Regions from separate parts of the Homo sapiens genome. Here region 2 is linked to region 1. The links are chromatin contacts, found by Hi-C or POLR2A ChIA-PET in ENCODE. All regions are on one chromosome and are shown on one strand. The core of a region is the stretch at or near the end of the contact, and the rest is flanking DNA. Distances in the headings are between cores, read along the strand shown.

Evidence for each region. A loop is a pair of places that touch in the nucleus more often than their neighbours do. ChIA-PET counts read pairs that join two places held with the same protein, here RNA polymerase II (POLR2A). Pooled maps may share reads with other maps.
Region 2: a loop to region 1 is called in a map of endothelial cell of umbilical vein, with 4 times the contacts of the local background. The contact joins the promoter of CTIF here to the enhancer-like site in region 1. A Hi-C loop is called at or near these places in 1 of 168 maps with a recorded cell type or tissue (endothelial cell of umbilical vein) and 4 of 50 pooled maps. POLR2A ChIA-PET finds 5 or more read pairs at or near these places in 2 of 52 experiments (AG04450 and endothelial cell of umbilical vein).

What each region holds. Positions count from the first base shown.
Region 1 is chr18:48,006,166-48,013,407 of GRCh38, forward strand. No RefSeq gene overlaps it. Among named protein-coding and RNA genes, the nearest start is that of SMAD2, 79 kb to the left of the region's middle. RefSeq lists an enhancer at 1,477-2,390 and silencers at 2,066-2,175, 2,186-2,235. Within about 2 kb of position 2,251, at least 14 of the 41 ENCODE cell types and tissues checked have a DNase peak (open chromatin) inside an H3K27ac peak, as active enhancers do.
Region 2 is chr18:48,537,781-48,545,022 of GRCh38, forward strand. CTIF (cap binding complex dependent translation initiation factor) reads left to right here and starts at 1,251. Exons shown (of 12, transcript NM_014772.3): 1 at 1,251-1,532. RefSeq lists silencers at 1,357-1,436, 1,937-2,296, 2,727-2,816, 3,137-3,616 and enhancers at 4,771-5,547, 5,548-6,322, 6,841-7,242.

The DNA of each region.
Region 1 (7,242 bases), core at 1,001-3,500:
CAGTGGCATGATCTCGGCTCACTGCAACCTCCACCTCCCTGGTTCAAGCAATTCCCCTGCCTCAGCCTCCCAAGTAGCTGGGACTACAGGCGTGCACCACCACGCCCAGCTCTTTTTTTTTTTTTTTGTATTTTTAGTAGAGACAGGGTTTCACCACGTTGGCCAGGCTGGTCACGAACTCCTGACCTCAGGCAATCCGTCCACCTCTGCCTCCCAAAGTGCTGGGATTACAGGCATGAGCCACTGTGCCTGGCCCAAATTGCTTTTTACAGTGGCTGGACTAATTTATATTCCCACTAACAATATATAAGTGTAGGGAGATGACTTCTTAACCAAAGACCTGATGTCTAGGAGTTTGCAGCAATAATGCAAATGACAACAACTGTATTTAATCAACTGTTAATACCACCCTGCTGGTGCTTTCTCCAAAGCTTTCAAGTTGCAGCCTCAGCAGATAATGAGGTATGGGTCGTAATTTTAAGAAAACCACCACCAGATGAAGAAGCTTGTGTCTGAGGTTAGAAGTGGAAACAGGGATAGCAGGCAGGATTGAGGGAAACTGCCCCGGGCTTAGGATGAGACCAGAGACAGGTTGGCTGCTGTGCGGGAGGGAAGCCACTCGGCTGGATAGGATGATGTAAAGTGCTCCCACAGCGTCTTGTCCACAGGGGGTGCACCACCAGCATCCTCCTTGGAAATGCTGGCCACAGGTGCCCTGTGTAGAAGCACAAGTGAGTTGGTGAAGAGCGGATCCCCACCACCAAGGACTGTGTGGAAGGAATGAGTCCACATCCCTGACTGATTTGGCCGACTCCGTGTGTTCCCTGGGCTGAAGTGAGTGTCCTGCTGGACTCTACAAGGCCACCCTCAGCGTGTCAGTTTCTGGGAAAAAGGTGGGTAATCCTAGGAGACTCTCTGGACGTCTCCTTCTTGGGACTGGCCTTGGGAGGCGGAAGGGGACCTGCTGTGGCCCACTGGGAAGTGGGCTGTGGCGCAAAGATAAATGGGCCCATGGAGCTGACCAGACAGGCAGTGTCTGCAAATGCAGAGGGTCTAGATCAGGGGTGTCCAGTCTTTTGGCTTCCCTGGGTCCCAATGGAAGAAGAATTGTCTTAGGCCACATATAAGATACACTAAGACTAACGATAGCTGAGTAACTTTTTAAATATCACAAAAAAACACATTCGTACTGTTTGAAGAAATTTTACGAATTTGTGTTGGGCCGCATTCAAAGCCATCCTGGGCCTCACGCGGCCAGAGGCCGCGGGTTGGACAAGCTTGGTCTGGATTCAGGAGGGTCTGCCTCTGTTTCCCCCCATCATTCTTGACCCCCGTTGAGGTGTTAGTGGATGCTCCGGCCGGGTTTCAGCCAAACACCTGGGTTCAGGCTGAGGTCCATGCTCAGCTTCGGGCCAGGGCACTGGAGCAGGAGTGGCACTGAGGGCCTGTCCTCACCAGGGTCTCCTTCCTTTGCCACCTTAGGCAGCTCTGGGATGTTTTATAGGGGAAAGTGGCATCTCCTCCCCTGCCCATGAGGAGGGTGGTGCTGAGTAAAGGTAGCCTCTGCGGGCAGGAGATGGCAGGGACCATGGGACCCAGCAGAGTGAGGGGTGCTGAGGGGTCTCAGAGCAGAGAGACTCCCTTGTTCTGACCCTCTCCAGCTGACTGCAGGTCCGCGAGCCTGGGGGCCCGGACGCTCCTCCATGTGCTTTTCTGCCCCACTACTAACTTCAGTCCACATCACAGCCTCCGAGAGTGGGGCTTCTGGGGCCATCCCCTCTGTGCTCTCCGCAAGCACCATTCTGCGGGACTTTGTAGAGTGACCCGAAGCTTCCGCTCCCTAGCCCTGTGCTCTTCCCCTCTCCAGTCCATCTCGGCCGGGAGTCGGGTCTCTGCCAGCCCAGCGCTCGGAATGGAGCTTTGTGGGGCTGGGGAAGCAACCTTTGCCAATGGGAAGGGGGTGTCACAGCGCCTCATTCCCTCCCAGCTTGCGCTCCTCGGAATAATCTCCAACAGCGTGCCTAGAAGCACAGCTGCTTTTGTTTCGGGCGTCGGTGCTTCCCAGAATCCCGGTGCCCGGACCCAGCCGCCGAACCGACCCCGCCCCGCCGCGGGCTTTGTTCCCTGCGCTGCGCACTGCGAGCGGCGGCCACGCGGGGGCGCTGGGCCGGGGGCGGGGGCCAGGGCTGGGGGTGGGGCGCGCCCCCGGGCCACCTCCCCCGCCCCTCCCGGCTCCTCCCCGCTCCTCCTCCCATGCCCCGGCCCCCGCCTCGCAGCTGGGCTCGGACTCAGGCTTAGCCGCAGTCTGTGAGCCTCCTCCCCGCACCTGGCCGGCCAGGCCAGCCCAGCCTACTTGTCTCGCTGCGCCCGGCTGCTGCCTCCGCTCCAGGGGTCGGCGCCGGGACCTCCTCCTCCGCCGCCGGCCCGCCCGCGTCTACACCGCACACCCGTGGCGCGCCCTCCAGGGGCGGTTTTTCTCCCGGGGTCCTAAGTCTCACTCTACCTGCTTCACGCTTAGTGGTCCTGTAGAAATACAGACGCGTCGTAGGCACTTAGTAAATGTCTGTTGAATGACTGTGTGTAAGCACTCGTCCGTTCTTTACCACACCTCATTTTTAAAGTTAATGGACGTTATTTTTTTCAAGCAATTTTAGATTCACAATAAAATTGAGCCAAAAGTACAAAAAGTTTCATTTCCCCCCTGTACCCACCCCCGAACAACCTCCCCCACTCTCGACCTCCAGACCAGGGCATGCATTGGTTGCCATTGTGAACCTACACTGCCACATCAGGGTCACCCAAAGTCCACAGTTTTCTTTAGGGTTCACCCTTGGTGCTGTACACTCCATGGGTATGACATGTGTAAGGCCATGTCATTCCGGTATCACACAGCATTTTCACTGCTCCAGAAATTCAACCCTCCGTCTTTCCAACTCCTGGCAACTCCTGCTCTTTTTACTGTCTCCATAGTTTTATGGAATCATGCTAATTTTCACAACCATCCAAGAGGTAGGAACTCTTCCCCTTTTGCCCTTGAAGACACTGAGGCTCAGGGATGTTGCCAGGGCCCTGTCAGCTTCCTGATAGGAAAGCCACTAAATTCCAATCGGCTACCAGTTTTCCTGCAACCCTGGCCTGGGATACTCTCCTGAACAATGAAGCCAGTAATGGCATGACCACAGCGCTGTCCCACCCTGGCCAGCAAACAGGCTCCCTCAGGGGACTCCACTCCTCTACCTGGACACTTCTGCAGGCGGGAAGTGGGTAAGGAGTGACAGGTGTGGACTGCCTTGCTTGGCTTCTGGGAGGAGCCATTTGTGCCTGCTGCCAGGCCTGCTGAAACATTACTAGGCTGGGCGGAAGTACAGATGGAAGCCCTGGTCGGTGGTCTGCCCCTTCCTTTCCCTAGCCCAGGCTCTGACTTCGCCGTAAGGATCTTGCAGAGCAGGCATGGACACCCAGCCTGCAGCCCAAGCTCCATCCCCACCCGAGAGCCAAACACCCCCCAGGCTAATCCTCAGGCCCGGTAGTGTGTACACTGGTGAGAGCAGACAGCTGCGGGAAGAGGACCTGCAGAGGCCCTAAAGTGGGCCCCTGACGGGAGGCAGAGCTCAGATAATAATTTTCGTCCATGTGGGCCCCAGGACCTTTGGGCAGGGCCCTGGGTACCTGAAGCATGATCCGAAAGGGAGGGCATGAGCTCCAGGTGGGCATGTCCCTTGACTTTGTGCTAGGGTTACCAGATTTAGTAAATTAAAACAGGAGTCCCCAACCCCTGGGCGTGGACCTATTCTGGTCCATGGCCTGTTAGGAAGTGGGCTGCATAGCAGGAGGTGAACAGCAGGTGGATGAGGATTACTATCTGAGCTCTGCCTCCTGTCAGATCATCAGGCATTAGAGTTTCATAGGAGCGAGAACCCTATTGTGAACTGTGCATGCGAGGGATCTAGGTTTCCTGCTCCTTATGAGGATCTAACTAATGCTTGATGATCTGAGGTGGAACAGTTTCATCCTGAAACCAAACCTGTGCCCTGTCTGTGGAAAAATTGTCTTCCGTGAAACTGGCCCATGGTGCCAAAAAAAGTTGGGGACCGCTGAATTAAAACACAGGACACCCATTTAAATTTGAATTTTAGATAATTGCATTAGTCTGTTTTCACATTGCTGATAAGACATACCCAAGACAGGGGAATTTCCAAAAGAAAGAGGTTTAATGGACTTACATCTCCACATGGCTGGGGAAGCCTCACAATCATGGCAGAAGGCAAGGAGGAGCAAGTTATGTCTTACATGGATGGCAGCAGACAACGAGACAGAGTTTGTACAGGGGAACTCTTCTTTTTAAAACCACCAGATCTGGTGACACTTATTGGCTCTCACAAGAACAGCACGCAAAATCCTGCCCCCATAATTCAATTACCTCCAGCCAGGCCCCTCCCACAACATGTGGGAATTCAAGATGAGATTTGGGTGGGGACACAGCCAAACCATATCAATAATCAACAAATAATATTTTAATAGTAGTATGTCCCAAATGTATACTTATACCCCCCAAATTATTTGTTTATCTGAAATTCAAATTTAATTGGGCATCCTGTATTTTATCTGCCAACCCTGCCTTGTGGACTCCTGACCCGTGGGGAGAGAGACAGCAGGAGGAGGACCCGAGTGGAGTCCTCAAAAGTATGGGGCTTGGGCAGGGGCCTCAGTCCTCTGTGCTGAGGCTGTCCTGGCTGCATGTTTCAATATCCTGAAATTGCAGCAAGGTTCTGGCTTCTAGGGGTCCTGGGAACAAGGTCCTTGTCAGGAGCTGGCTCCGCTCAGTAGGAGACCAGGGTGGTTTGACAATAAACTTTGCCATTGAAGCTTCTGGAATGCAGGTGTGTTGGGTGAAGGCTGGGGAGGCAACAGATAGTGTGAGGAGGTGGGGAGGTAGGATGGGGACAGGAAAGTAAGCTTGCAGCTGCTGCCTCCATCTTGGTCCTTCCAAGGTTAAAGAAGGTCAGGGGTATGGGGAGAGGTTTTGGGGAGAGATGGGGGGACAGGAGGGACACAGCGGCAAATCCCTGCACTGCCAGGGTGAAAGTGCACTGTGGTTGTGCAGCCTGCTTTCCTGGCTGAAATGTTCCTTTCACGTCACCATAGTTAGCATTGCAGACCAGGTCATGAAGGAAGCCAGGCAGGATCTGATGGAAGCCGGGCAGATGGCCTATTGAGGCACAGAGGGTAGGTTTCTTGCAGGTTTGGTGTTGGTGCCCATTGCCCCGAGCTTGGGCCCATGCAGATCAGTGGGGTCACTCAGGGCAGTGAGGGAAGCTCTCACTGGAAGGGGAAGAGCTGGCTCAGGGAGGAGGTGGTGGATGTGGTGGAAAGGCCAAGGTGAATGTTTGGGAATGACTTCTGGAAATCTTTTGTGGAGGACTCACTGAACTGCTTTAGAATTGGAGTCCCAGTCTATCCTAGTGGCTTTTAAAGGAGCTACCTGGAAGAGAGAAGCCACTGTCCTCAGGGCAATGTTCTGGGCAGGTGGGAGTTCTTGTACACACTCCCAGATGGGCCTGGACCACACCCTCCATGTATCTAAGCCTCAGCTTCTGCACCTGGTGAATGGAGATAATTTGGGGGGTTTATTCTGAGAATCAAATGAAATCATGCATAAAAGCAACTTGCAAGGGGAAAGTGTACTTAGAAAGTACAAGATAGCATTGATTGTTAACTCAGTGTGTATGGAGCTCTTCTTTGGGGCCAGACCCTGTGTCAGTCTGCAGGGAATTGGAATGATCCCATGGAGCCCAGGTCTGGTAGGGAAGACAGGCTTGTGACCAGGTCACATAGGTGTAGGCAGGGGGCCCCAAGGGGATCGGAGGAAGGGAGTTGTCCCTATTCCTTGGGAGGTCAGGAAGGGGTTACCCAGGAAGTGTTGCTGGATGGAGCCCTCAAATGTGGGGCGATGTCGGCAGATGGAGCAGAGTGGGAAGGGAATTTCAGTCTGGCAGGCAGGAGGGGAGGCCAGGGGCCAATAAGAGCCTGGGCGGGGGCTGCCAGGCAAGAGCAGATGTCTCACTGAAATGCTTTGGCCCCCAGGAGATTGAACTGTTTCCTGTAGGCAGGGAGGAAGCACGCAGGTGACAGCATCTGGGTGACAGTTTGAAAATATCACTCTGGTTTCCATTGAAGTCAAGGTTTACAGACGCAAGGTGGGGAAGAGGCTGGGAATCTAGAGGGGGAATGTTTCTGCTATGGTCCAGGTTAGCTAACAAGGGTGTGATTGGGGCAGGAGCATGGGTATGGAGAGAAGGAGACTTCCTATAATGTTAGAATTGGAATCTGCGGGGCTCAGTACCCACCTTACTAAACCCCTCTCAGGATCCTGGGCCCTCTGAGCCCCTTCCTCCCTGAGCTCATTCCTGACAGCCCTATTCTGTGGGAGTCTTCTCTCCTCTGAACACTGATAACCTCTGCTTCCCACACCACTGACTTTAGAGTCTAGTGGCATACTTTTGTTTATTTATTTTTAATTGTTTCCAAGTCCCAGTTGTTTTCTTGAATGTCACAGAAACGTTGGTGAAATTATTTTCTAGGAAAGAGCTAGCTTATTTACTTGTTTCTCTCCCTATCTTCCACCCTCTAGCCCTTTCCCTCCCTCCCTCCCTCCCTCCCTCCCTTCCTCCCTTCCTTCCTTCCCTCCTTCCTTCCCTCCTTCCCTCCTTCCTTCCCTCCTTCCTTCCCTCCTTCCTTCCTTCCCTCCTTCCTTCCTTCCTTCCATTCTTTCTTCCCCTCTTATACTTATCACCATTTATGCATCTATTTTGCCATTGCACTGTTTCCAGTTTTTGGCGATTATGAATAATGCTGCTTATAAATATTTCTATAATTGTATTTTGATGATCATATGGATATATTTCTCTTGGGCATATAGCTAGGAGTAGAATTGTGGGGTCACAAGGTTCACATATGTTTGACATCAGTTGGTACTGACAAACAGTTTTCCAAAGTGATTGTATTGATTTATGTTCTCGTCAACAGTCTGTGAAAGTTGCAATTGCTCCATACTGTTTTGAACACTTAGTATTGTCAGCTTTAAAATTTTTAGCTATTCTGGTGTTGGCGTAGTGTCATTTCATTGTGGTTTTCATTTGTGTTACTCTGATGACTGAAATAGTTGACCACTTTTTCCTGTTTATTGGCCATCTTGGTATTCTCTTTTGTGTGGTGCCTGTTCAAGACTCTCATTCAGTTTCC
Region 2 (7,242 bases), core at 1-2,500, 530 kb after region 1:
AAAAAAAAAAAATTGGCCAGGTGTGGTGGCGGGCGCCTGAAGTCCCAGCTACTTGGGAGGCTGAGGCAGGAGAATGGCATGAACCAGGGAGGCAGAGCTTGCAGTGAGCCAAGATCACGCCACTGCACTCCAGCCAGGGCAACAAAGAGAGACTCAGTCTCCAAAAAAAAAAAAAAAGAAAAAAAAACTTAGAAATTCTTTGCTCAAGTATCACTTCCTCCAGGAAGTCTTCCTGACCCTCTCCCAGACCCCACCCACCCTCCATCCAGTTGGCTGCTCCAGGTTGTGTGGTGGGGGGAATTTCACAGCACTTTGTGTTAAGCGCTGACTTATCCCTTGTATAATACTTTCATTGACTGTAGTCCCTAATACTGGACTGAGCTCCTTGAGCGCAGAGACTGTGAGTCTTACCTGTTTTGGCATTCCTAGACACACCTGGTCTGTGGAAAGTGCTCACTAAATGTGAATATAAACTAATGAATAAATGGGTTTCTACAGCAGTTTATACTGCATCACACAGTTCCTCTAATGAATTTCTAGCCCCCTTCCCTGTTGGGGCATACAGTATTTTATTCAGTATTTCTCCTGAAGGCCTCTCTGTGCCAAGCTCAGTTTTAACCAAAACATTGGTGATCTGGTTAAGTCATTACTGAATTATCCACTACGTTGAATTCTCCCAACCACCCCGTCCCAGCCCTTAGCTTGGCCGAAGGAAAATTAATTGGTTGCAAAGTGCGTATCTAATTACAACAGCCAGCCCCCGACACAGAGATGCTCAAATGTTAATTATAACATATGCATCTCAATAACCGACGGTGGCATTTAGTGCAGCATTAATCACGCCACTTGGGCCCCCCAGTGCATACACAAAGCTCCTTTTCATCTGCCATTAGCACAGACTTTGCACTTTCGGCACGGACGTTCTCATCCTTAAAGCCTTTCGGACTCTAAAACCAACGTTTCCCTGTAAGCCTGGACTGCGCCTAAGCCCCCAGTTCTCCCACCGCAGAGGCCCCCACCCAGGGCTGCGCCAGCGCCGTGGGGTCGCTGGGCGGCGGGTTTTGGCGTCGCTAGACTGGGCTGTCTTGGCAGCTAAGGCGACATCCCGAGCGTCCTGGGGCCACCCTGCTCTCCAGGGCCCGCCATCCTGGAAAAGAAAGGCGAACTACATTACCCAGCAGGCCTCCAGCCGCCCTCTTTCCTTTCAAGTCTTTGCACGTGGCCGGAGGGGAGGGCGGGGCCTGAACGTCACTCTCCTACATTCTCTTTCCCTGTGTCAGATCAGGGATCATTTTTTTTCCTTCCTCTACTCCCTCCCCCCTACCCGCCCCTCCCTCCCTGTTTCCCTTCCCTCCCTCCCTCCCCTCTCTGCTGGGTCTGTGCGCTGGGGCGCCCGATCCCCTCCGCAGCTGGGACGCTCCGAACTCGAGGCAGGAGTCGGCTCTCCGGAGCCTCGTCCCTCCCTTCCCCTTCCCTGCCCCCTTCCCCCACCCCCGACTCGGGCTTGGCGCGGCGGCCAGAGGAACCCCGAGGTGAGCATCTCCTCGCCCGTCCTCCTCTTATAGTCATCTCAGCTTGCTGATCGATTCGGGGACCCGGGAGGAGGGCTGCGTGACGTGGGCGTGCTTATAGATAAATCCGGGAAAACCGCCCCAAACAATCAGCCCCCTTCCCCCCATCCCTGCTCCTGGGCCAGCGGGGTGTCCGCACCCATCTACCATCCCCTCCTCCCCCTCGGTGGGGAACTGCACTCCACAGTGTCGCCCCCTCCCTGGGTTTGTCCCATTCCCTGCCGGGTTCCCCGCCCCGCGGGGTGTCGTGGCCCTGGAGCTCCGGCGCCAAGGGGGGCTCTTGGGGGACGCACGGCTGGAGCCCGGCTCGCTTTGGAGCTGCGCGGTGTAGCCGCTGTCATGTGCCGGGTTCCGACCTGGGAGGAGGAAAAGAGCGAGCGCGATTCCTCTCCCTTTTGTTTTGAAGCCCGCATTTGCTGCATCGAGCAGTTGGTTTAGTATCAGCCAAACTTGCAGCTGTTCAGACCGCGCTCCGCCGAGGTAGGGAGCCCGTCTCGGGGTGGCGTTTGGGGGCCGGGGGCTGCGGCACTCGGGGCTGCGGGAGGGACCCCGAGAGTGTGTCGCCACGCCGCCCCTCCCTTCCCCGGTGACTGATTGTGTCTGTGGCAGCGGGCGTGTGTGAGTGTGCGCGCCCGTCCCCGCGGGCTCGGGGATGTCTGTGGATGGCTGTCGTCTAGACAGGGCGCAGCCCCCTCCCTGCGTCCCCGGTGAGCCCGCGGGCCGCGGGGGGAGCGGGGGATGGGAGCAGAGGAAGAAACCAAATCGGTGGACCCGTTGCGGTCTCCCCTTTGGTTATTCCCAACGGTTGTGGTTCTGTTGGCTTTTTTTATTATTCCTGTCGCTGCGGTGCAATCGGGCCTGGGGAATAGATACGCCCGGCGGAGAGGGGTTCACTTGACAGGCTCTGAAAAGCCACCTCTGGGTGGCGAGTGACCCGAGAGGCCGTGGGGTGGGCTCCGGCTCGGGTTCATCAGGACGACGAGCAGGTAACTGTCCCGGGCGCCGGTCATGGGGGAGGGCGGGCGGGGGGGCGATGGCTTGGGCTGCGGCGAAGGTCTGGGGCCTCGGAGGGCCGCGTGCCGGTGCCTGGATGTGGCCGGAGGGGGCGTCCGGGACACCGCGCGCCTGAGCCGAGTGTTTCTCTATTGATGGTAAAAGACAATCGGGAGGGGGGTGGTCCGAGCCCGTTATCTGGGCGGCGTTGGCTCTGTTTGGTTCCGCGGAGTTTTCAGGGTTGGGGCTGGGGGGTGTGAGCACCGCGGGGTGTGCGGCGTGTAGAGGGGAGGGCTGACTGGCGGCGCCGCGTGCGTCTCCACCCCGAGGAGTGAGGCGTCGCCTCCCCCGCCCGGCTGTTTGTGTGTACACACGGCTCCGGTGTGTGTGGGGGGCGGGGACCGCAGACCGCGGCGTAGTGGGGACAAGCGTGGGCCCCGATCCTCCGCGCGACCTGTCCCGCCAGCCCCCTCCTTGTCTAAGTCGGGGTCGTGTGTCCCCGCGCGCGCGCGCCCGAGTTACTTGGAGAGGGGACCGTGCGGCTGTGGGCCGGGGAAGACCGTAGGGTCGCGTGTGCTGGTCTTCGGTGCAGGAGTCCCAGGTCCGCTGTGCGGCCGGAGTCACACAGCCCCTCCCTCCGCGTCCGCGACGCCCCGTGACCCGGCAGACTGGGGGTCCACCCGGCGGCGCGGGGGGTTGGTTTGGCTGCGCCGCCCCCAGTCCACGCTGGGGTGACCCCGCACCGAGGCGTTCTATGGGTGTGCGTGCCCGCGCTCGCCGCCGCTGCCTTCGCAGACCGGGGAGAGAGTCAGCGACTGCCAACCGCAGCCCCGGCTCTTCAGTCTGGGGACAGTGGGAGCCCAAGCCCAGCGCGCCCCAGCCCGGCCCAGGCCGCCGCCCGCCCGGCGCTGTGTCTCTGCGGCCCGAGGATTATCCCCCAGTCCAGGGGCCCGCGCGACCAAGGAGGAAGCCGCTGGAGCCGCCGGCTCGGCCGCGGCTAGAGCCTCCGTAGGGCGAAAGTGACACAGCGCGAGAGAGCGCCGCCGCTGCTGGAGCCAGGGCCGAGAGGAAGGAGCCGCCCAGAGCGCAGGGAGGGGCCGCCGGCTGTCCGTTCCCAGTTCCTCCTGCCCAGGGCCCGATCTGGGCTGAAAACCTCAGGAATCCAGGCTCCTAGCAGGCTCGGGCTGCGCGAGGAGATGGCCTGGCTTTCAAGAAAACCCAATTATACGTGAACAGAATGCACCGAACAGACGCTAGAGGATGGCCAGGACACGCTCAGGTTGTCTGGGGAAACTCCTGAGTGTTTGACACAGGATTCGATTTACACACAGATCACCTCATCTGTGTCAAGTATCTGTCCTGGATAATGGATGCTCAGAGGCAGCAATTTTGTAACACATTCTAGGGCACAGTGTCATCAGTGATTAACAGCTTGCTAGAATAATAATATGTTTGTATGACCTTACAGGGCAGGTTTTCTTCCCCCAGAACCTCCCCCCTCCCCCGCCAGATATCATAGCATTTATTAAGAGGGTCCTGTGAGGTAGGAGAGTATTAGCCCCATTTTACGGATGAACACACTGAGGCTCAAAAATGTGGCTTGCATAAGGCCTCTGGGTGGGGGAAGGGCCACATTCCCCCTTTTCTCAGCTTATGGCATTTAATTAATAGTGGCCACTTTTTTTCTGAGTATGGATTCTTGACACCTCAGGAAATACTGAAGCTAAAAAATAGAGTATATTATGCTGACACATATTCTTTCTCAAAACACTCTTGATTTGTTAACCATTCCTAATGAGAGCAGCCACTAAAGAACGGAAGTCTGCATTGCTGTTATTACCACGCATTTAATAATTTGCTGTTGGTGAATGGATAGCAGCTGTGATACATCCAGTTTCTACCAGAATCATATGTGCATATAATAAATGTATATGGTATGCCTGTTCATGTAACACTTACCTGTGTTTGTATGGCTGTGTTCATTGAGTCTTTATTGAATTCAAGGAGCAAAGAACTTATACATGCCTGCATGGATTTCTCAGAATTCATGCATGTGAAGGCTGTCAGACAGCCTGGAGGGTTATTAAGTTTAGCCAACTAATCAATTAATTAACCATTCACTCAATATGTACTGGGCACCTACATGTTTGTGTATCTAGAAGTGCATACAAAGAAAACTTAACAAATGTTAATTAAGTCCAGCAAATGTTTATGAAGCACCAGCCTCACTTAGGCCAGATACTCTGCTTCTCTACAAAGATAGTAGAGCAGAGATAGTTAAGTTGCAATGCAATAACACAGCCTACAGGAGGGAACAAATCATAAATATTTTAGAGCAGTCACCCTGGAACTTAGTTTCACATATGTTGGTTTCAAGGGGCCCAAGATGCCAGTTCTTATTCTAGAGCAAATGCAGAAGGAAGCGATGGGGAAAAAACACCTTGATAGCCTTGTTACCCTGAACTTCAGGCTGTTTGCAACCTCCCGGGAGGGCCCAGAGGTATGTTCTTCTGTGGAAGTTAGGCAGCTGATGGAAATTACCCTGAAGCCAACCAACAGGTTTCTGGCGACACGGAGCTAAGGAGATGTTCTCCGTGGTCCCGCCCCAGCTCAGATGTGCTGTGACTCAGGGACAGGCTGTGGCTTTGGTCAAGGTCTCACTCAGGCCCTGCCTGGGTGTAGGAGTTTCTGCCTTACAGGTCTGTGTAGGTGTGTTAATACAAGTCTGCTTTTTATCTAATCCCAAACTCACCGTCTGGTCCCAGATATTGTCCTCTAATTTCATTTCTGTTTTGGGCTCCATTGCCCTTGTTTTAAGGTTATGTTGTTTGCAGCTCAGGTCATGAAGGAGGAGGCAGGAGATGGGTGGTTAGGTTGGAGAGAGAATCCTGAGCCCAGATAGAGAACAGGAGGTACAAACATGCAGGCAAATTGCAGTTTCTGAGAATTCTCCACACGTGGTGGCATTTCTGCATAACTTACCTGATAACACAGCCCCATTTGATGTCCTTGGCTTGGCAGGGGGAGGGGGCGTCTACCTCTGGGCCTCACTGCTGACTCACCGGCACCCTGAGCTCAGCTGCTTCCTTTCAGGTTTGGGTTTTCTTTTGCCCCTGCCTCCCGCTGTGTGCGGTTTAATTTAGAACCTTGCTATAATGGTGGCCTTCTCCCTGTGTTAGCACCGTGCTCTCAGCATGCCTCTGACTTTGGAATTAAGGCCAGAGCTGTGGTTCACAACGGGGTGAGAACAGACACATCCTTGGATCTCCGGCACCCAGAGCTGGGGAGGACTTTGAAGATGATCTGATCTTCACGTGAAGACCTGAAGCCTAGGGAAGTGGAATGACTTGCCTAAGGTCATGGTGAGCCCTTAGCAGAGTGGGTAAAAAATCCTGGAATTTGAGATTTCATCCAATCTTCTTTCTATGTACCGTAATGCTTTCTGGAAAAAAGTTAGGTTCTTCCCAAAGAGTGAGAACTCTTTATCTTCTTCTCTCCTGTCTTCTGGTTCTGGGAAGGGCTCTGAAATTCATTTGACTTCTCTTTCCTTCACAACTGGCCCTTCCTGCCTTATCTTCATCTTTGGCATTCATGAGCAAATGAAGGTCTGTATTTGGGAAATATAGGGTGTCTTGGTGTCCTACAGTGCTCTTAAGCTTGGTCTGTGGCTTTCTGGCCCTGAGGCAGGGTCCTCAGGAACCTTTTGGAAGTGTTTGCAAAGCTGGGATGCGTGTGTACTTTTCTAGGAAGAGAATCTACAGATTTCATTTGATTCTCAACTGACTCAAGTAAGGACAAAACTACTGGTAGGGAGAAGGACAGAAAGGTTGGATAGTGGTTGGTTGACACTGGGGCTACTTTAATACGCTGCACTTGATTTGGCTTTACAGTTTGCAAACTATTTCACACAAATTATCCCATCTGCCTTTTATAATAGGTGGTTATCGTTATCAGCCTGTGAGGCAGTTGTTGTTATACCCATTTTGCAGAGCAGGAAGCTGAGCCTTCATGGTTAGTGGCATGCCCAAGTCACGAGTAAGCAGTAGAGCAGGGATATGAACCCTGACTTCAGACTTCAGGTCCAGTGCTCAGGGCTGAGGTGGCTTGCTGTCTGACATCATTATGATGAACAGAAAGCCTTGAACTTCCCAGAGCTTCTTAATGCCTACTGTTCACTCATATTCGGCCACAGAGCCAGACCCAAATGCTCACTTACCCAAGGGGTAGGGGAGATAAAGTATGGGAGGCAGTTACCATAGCAACGATCTGTAGAGTGGAGCCAGTTTGGGATGGTTTCATGGATGAGGTGAATTTGGGAGTAGGCCTGGGTAATGGTGGAGGAGGTTTTAGGCTGGGGCAATGGCCCAAAAATGGTTAGGGGGCAACTAGGTGCTTGGGGTGGGTAGAACAGACCTAAGAGGTTTACTTGATCATCCTGCAGTCGGTGCGAGCTTCACAGTAGTTGTCGGGCTGCTTTTCTATGCCTGTCTTTGTGCTAGGCCCTGGGGCTATGACAGTGAACAGGTACAGCCCCCTGCCTTCAAGCAGCCAGCTTTCTAGTGGGAGAGACAGATGCATAAACAGTTCCATTCAACGTCATGTGGGAAGTCTAGGTAGAGAGAAGCCCAAGGCCCTTACAGCGGCACAGACAAGGGGCAGCCACCTGCTCCGGCCTCAG